2 separate regions of the Homo sapiens genome follow, and region 2 is linked to region 1. The links are chromatin loops, found by intact Hi-C in ENCODE. Cell type or tissue: Caco-2. All regions are shown on one strand. Links, peaks and the distances in the headings refer to the core of each region. The heading gives the core; the rest is flanking DNA.

What was found. Hi-C counts contacts between places; a loop is a spot of excess contacts. Peaks named below come from ENCODE experiments on the same cell type or tissue, not always from the same donor. Only the 100,000 strongest peaks of a DNase experiment are listed, where the experiment ranks them.
Region 2: it touches region 1 in a loop (5-fold over the local background); 5 of 110 quality-filtered maps call a loop at or near these places.

What each region holds. Positions count from the first base shown.
Region 1 is chr11:110,446,849-110,449,772 of GRCh38, forward strand. The region is part of intron 2 of FDX1 (ferredoxin 1); the gene reads left to right. Among named protein-coding and RNA genes, the nearest start is that of FDX1, 18 kb to the left of the region's middle. In Caco-2, for the core only: a CTCF peak has its summit at 1,263 (motif pointing right); no DNase peak of the experiment used is centred there.
Region 2 is chr11:111,427,809-111,430,732 of GRCh38, forward strand. It overlaps a transcript of BTG4 not described here. Among named protein-coding and RNA genes, the nearest start is that of POU2AF1, 50 kb to the left of the region's middle. In Caco-2, for the core only: a CTCF peak has its summit at 1,392 (motif pointing left); a DNase peak (open chromatin) is centred at 1,413.

The DNA.
Region 1 (2,924 bases), core at 303-2,802:
TAACAGAAATCAGACATGTCAGTCCCCTGATTAAAAGCCATGAGTGGGCCAGGCACAGTGGCTGACGCCTGTAATCCCTGCACTTTGGGAGGCCTAGGTGGGCAGATCACAAGGTCACGAGTTTGAGACCAGCCTGGGCAACATGGTGAAAACCCGTCTCTACTAAAAATACAAAAATTAGCCAGGTGTGGTGGCGTGCACCTGTAATTTCAGCTACTTGGGGAGGCCAAGGCAGGAGAATTGCTTTAACCCAGGAGTCAGAGGTTGCAGTGAGCTGAGATTGCACCATTGCACTCCAGCCTGGGTTACAGACTAAGACTCCATCTTGGAAAAAAAAAAAAAAAACCGAGATGGGCGGATCACGAGGTCAAGAGATTGAGACCATCCTGGCCAACATAATGAAACCCCGTCTCTACTAAAAATACAAAAAAAAAAAAAAAAAAAAAAAAAAAAAACCCAGCTGGGCATGGTGGTGCATGCCTGTAATCCCAGCTACTTGGGAGGCTGAGGCAGGAGAATTCCTCGAACCAGGGAGTCGGAGGTTGCAGTGAGCCGAGATTGCACCACTGTACTCCAGTCTGGCAGCAAAGTGAGACTCCTTCAAACAAACAAACAAAAAACCATGAGTGTCTTCCTTTGCACATAGGATAAAATCTGTATTCCCAGCCGTAAAAGGCTCTGCATTATCTGGCCCCATCTGCCACTCTTCCTCTTTTTTGTTTTTTTCTCATTGTTCTTTGTCTCACTTTGGTGATACTGGCCTTTTCTCAAGAGCTTGAACTCACCCAAAATTCCTACCTTTGAGACTTTGTATATACTTTACCCTCTCCCTGAGACACATCCCTCTCTCTCCCATCCCCAAAATTTAGCTTTTCATCTATCAAATCTCAATTTATGTACTTCCTTAGCGAGGCTTTGCCCAGCCACCCAGTCCAAAGTAGTGGTTCTCTTGTTACCCTGAACCCATTATTCTCTTTCTCAGCATCTTGTTCACTTGTTTTATAGTATTTGTCACAGTTTAGTAATTATGTATTTCTTGTGTATCTTTCCCAATAGACTGCGATGAGGGATAAAGTCATTCCTGTTTAATTCCTCATTGTATACGAAATGAAGTAATAAGTGAACACATGAATAAAAAGGGACAGTCATAAATTTTGGAAACAGTTCAAACTTATAAACATTCTCATTGCCAACTTTTATATTAATATAGATCTTTTGGATGATGCAGGTACCTGTTTTCAGAGTGTATCATAATATTCTGTCACTAGGGGGCAGTTACACACCTGAGATTCAACTTACCTAGTTTACTCTCAAGACATTTTTTTCTTCAATATTACCTGTTTTCTTCATGTGTCTGTTTTGAGGGAAATTATACAAATTGGAAGATCCTGATTGTGTTTGTATAAGTTTATTTGTATTCCCCTCATGCTTGAGTCCCTATTGATATAATGTATTTCTGACTATGCTAGATCAATCTTTAATCTAGAAAATTAGATTTTATATTTACACATAATTTCCATTTCTAATATATAATATTCCCACACAGCCATCCTCTAGATTTTTGTTTGGGAAAGGGGTTAGGTGTCGGGGCAGGCAATTGTATTGTCAGCATCGTAGTAGATAATACAAAATGATCTTAATATGAGATGCACACACACAAAATGTCTTTTCCCGTTGGCAAACACTCAAGTTACATGAAAGGAAAGGAGCAGAGCAGTCTGCAGAGATCTGACTTTCTCTAGGAATTAATTTCACAGCTACAACTTCTGAGGATTTGCCCAAGTACTTACTATCATTATTCCTGTTTTAAAAAAACAAAACTTGGTTCATGAGTTCACCAACCTTGAAATTAGTAAGCATGCTTTACTATTCTTCATGTCATTTTATATGCATATATTTGAAATTGTGCAGATTAACAGTATTGAGATTCTTACTCTAGCAAAATCAGAAGCATTGCAGAAACCAAAACTGTTGTCAGGAATCCTGTAATTTTAAGCTGGCAGGCTGTGTGAGTTGTAAATTTTACATTTGTTACTGCAGCTAAAGATGGACCATTTTAGCTAATAAACAAATCCCTGCCATCCTTTGTCAGCACCATGTGAACCATGCTGTTTATAGACATCTGAATATCTGTATGATTTTCTTGACTATGGTGATGATATTTTAAACTGTGGTTATAATTTAAAATCATTTTTAAAGCCTGTATCAGTTTCAGCCAAGCATTAAGTGCTAATACTGAAAAATGTATCTGAAAATGAGTTATTTTGGAATAGAGGTTAGATATAACAAAATGTTAGGAAGAAAGCCAAAAACCTGTCATGATACATACTACTGTTAATTTAGGAGAAAGCACTCTGAATTGTTAGCCAGTATGTAAACAAAATCAAAGCAGTACTAAAATGTATATACTTTTAAGTTCATGAAAATTGTTGTATAACCAAGCCAGGATGGTGGCTAAAATGCTAGCACCAGGGGCTAATATCAGTGTTGCTGTAAGGTGTTCCTAAATCAGGTTATTATCTGTGCTAAGGCATGAAGTATGTTATTATTATTAATTTTAATTGACAGATCATAATTGTATTTATGGGGTAGGTACAGTGTGATGTTTTGATACATGTATACAATGTGGAATGATTAACTTAAGCTAATAAACATATCCTTCACCTCACTTATTTTTTGTGATGAGACATCTGAAATTTACTGTTAGTAACTTTTGAAATACACAATACATTATTATTAACTGCAGTCACCATGCTGTTGCTATAGATTTTTTAAAATTAATTTTTTATAATATTTTGAGACAGAGTCTTACTCTGTCACTCAGGCTGGAGTGCAGTGGCATGATGTTGGCTCACTGCAGCCTCCACCTCCTGGGTTGAAGTGATTCTTGTGTCTCAGCCTTCCTAATAGCTGGGATTATAGGT
Region 2 (2,924 bases), core at 203-2,702, 980 kb after region 1:
ACTTTCTGCACAGGCATTTGCTACCTGAGCCTTCCTGGGTTGACTTCATAGAATATGACAATAGAGTGACAGAGGCGTCACATCACAAGGCACAGGCTTTTGGTTCCCCCCACCCCGAACATTAGACTGAGGACACATACAGCTCTGTGGGGAGGCAGCCCAAGGCGGTGGCATTCTCCCTTCCTGCTTGCCGACAAGCCCCCGGCAAGCAGCTGTGACAAAGCAAGGATGAAGTTATAGGGAGGAGGATTTGACTAATGGCCGTATTTTCCTCGCCAAGAGCTAGGATAAATGGTCCAAAAAGTGCATAGGTAAGTATGGAGACGTCAGGACAGAAAATTTCTGAGTTAGGCCTGTCCTGAAATATCTGGGATTTGGTAGAGTATAGAATGGAAATACTGGTCTTCTAGACTGTGAGATGACAAGGATTATCACAAAGATGGAAGGGGAAGAGGAAGAAGATGAAGGAACTGAGTTCCCTTTTAAGACCCTACACCCTTCTCTATGATGACGTCACAAAGAAAAGTCCCCCAATTCAGTCCCTCCAGATTTCTTCAAACCCCACTGTATTGTTTCTGCTGCTTTTCCTTGCATCTCTGTCCTGCAATCCTCAGCAAGCCCTGCTGACCTACAGAGTTGTGCAGAGCCTCCAGTCAGGGACCTCTTCCTTTTGCCAATGCCTGGGGACTATGGCATTGGGCCACACAGTCATCTCCCCAGGGGAGCAGACTGACAGCGGACCTGGGGAGAAAAACAATCAGGTATCAACAGGTTCTTCCTGATCCAAATTAAATTCTAGCCCAGGGGACCTGAGCCCTAGGACACAAAGCTCAATGTTAGGTCCTATCTCTGAACTTCTCTACGCAGAGTTACTCAGCCCCTGACTATCTGCTGTTTGGAGCCATTCAGGGGAAGTGGGGGTGCAGGCATTCATTCCACTCCCACTCCTGGAACAGGCTACCAGGGTCTACCAGTGTGAGAGGCAGGAATTTCTGCAAGGCTCTTCAGCTTCATGGCTGCCTCAGGTTCGTGGTAACCAGGAATACAGTGTGAGGGTCTCATTAGCTCCAGGAAAAGGAAGGCCAGTGATAGACCGCTAGCTAAATAATTAAGCGAATGTGCAATCACCCGTAATATTTACAGACCACTCACTATGTATGTTCCAAACATCGTTCTGAGCTCTCCCCATTCACGAATTTGTCCCATCCTCACAACTTACTTTTCTTAAATTGAGGTAAAAATCTATATGACTTAAAATTTGCCATTTTAGCCATTTTAAAGTGTACAAGTGAGTGACTTCCAGGATAGTTCCAATGTTGTGCAACCATCACCACTATCTAATTCCGGGACATTTCAAAATACCCAGTACCCAAGAAACAGTTACTCACAAAAACCTACTTTTGAGGGAGGCGCCCCCTACTGACAAAGCTTAACATCACGCTCTCTCGGTAGAAAGGAGACATCTTGAGAGACCAGTCAGTATTGCAGGGCAGGTCCCAAAAGATGAACTCGGAACTGAGAGGCAATAAATGGGTAACTGGCACGTTACTCAAATTTTACACATGAGGAAATGGAACAAGGGAGGTTAAGCAGCCTGCTCAAGGTCACGTAGCAACTGATGAAATCAGGCTGATTCCAAAATGAGACAGACATTTGTACCTAGAAGGTAAAGGTAAAAGCCAAGAAGAAAGATGCTTTGTATCTTCTCAGGCATAAACAGGGGTTTATAATTGGTAAACAGATAAGGTATCCCTGGACTTGTTGAGCAGATCTAAAACTAATAGGAAAAGGGACATTTCTGGAGCTTTGAATCAGATAGTTTTAGGAAATTCAGTGAAGAATACAAAAAGGTAGTAAACTCCCAAAACTCATTAGCTATAAGAGAAACGGGGCCACACAATTAGGCCAAGAAGTTCTGTAGCAACTGCTAAGCATTTGTTGAGCAAAGCACACTCCTAGACAAAATGGAGAACGTAAAGGGGCAACTCCCCCACTTCAATTCTTCTGCTGCTGATCCCACCTGCTTTCTCATATCTTCCAAGGTTATACACTTTCTTCAAGTCCTGCTGTACATCCCACCATCCTTAACACTCCAGAGGCTTTCCTGAGTCTGTGTTATTGTTGTTGGTGTTTTTTGTTTTGTTTTTCCCTTGTCTTAGTGTACTTAAATCCTATCTCTTCTGATTAGTACAGGCCTCAGTGAGCTCTTTCTGCTGAACACAGCAAGCACATCATAATAGTAAACGCTTATGGTGCATTGTCATGTGTTGTTAACCCAAAATATCGGAGATAGGTCACAGTCAATTCAGAAAGTTTATTTTGCCAAGGTTAAGAAACAACCATGATACAGCCTCAGGAAGTCCTGACGACACGTGCCCAAGGTTGCCAGGGTACAGCTTGCTTTTATACATTTTAGAGAGACATGAGACATCAATTGATATATGTAAGCTGTACATTGGTTTGGTCCAGTAAGGTGGGACAACTCAAAAGTGGAGCCTACCAGGTTAGAAGTAGATAAAAGACAAAAGGTTGCATTCTTTTGAATCCTTGACTAGCCTTCCACTGAATACACAATTTAGTTTGGCTTAGTGAATCTGCATTTTTATGTAAACACTAGGGCAGAGGAAGTAATCAGATATGCATTTGTCTCAGGCAAGCCTCAGAGGGATGACTGAATTCTGTCTGTCCTTTGTCCACAAGCAATTTCCTTGTAGGCAAATTGTAAGGAGGGTAAGTATCTTCTTACCTTTTAGCTACCTTATTTAGGAATAAAATGGGAGGTAGGTTAGCCTGACCACACGGACACCATTACCATCTTGACTTTTCCCTTGGCTTAGGGATTTGGGGGGTCCCAAGATTTATTTTCCTGTGTCAAACAATTGTTAGCATATGACTTCATTTTGTCCTCACCAAAAGAACCCAGA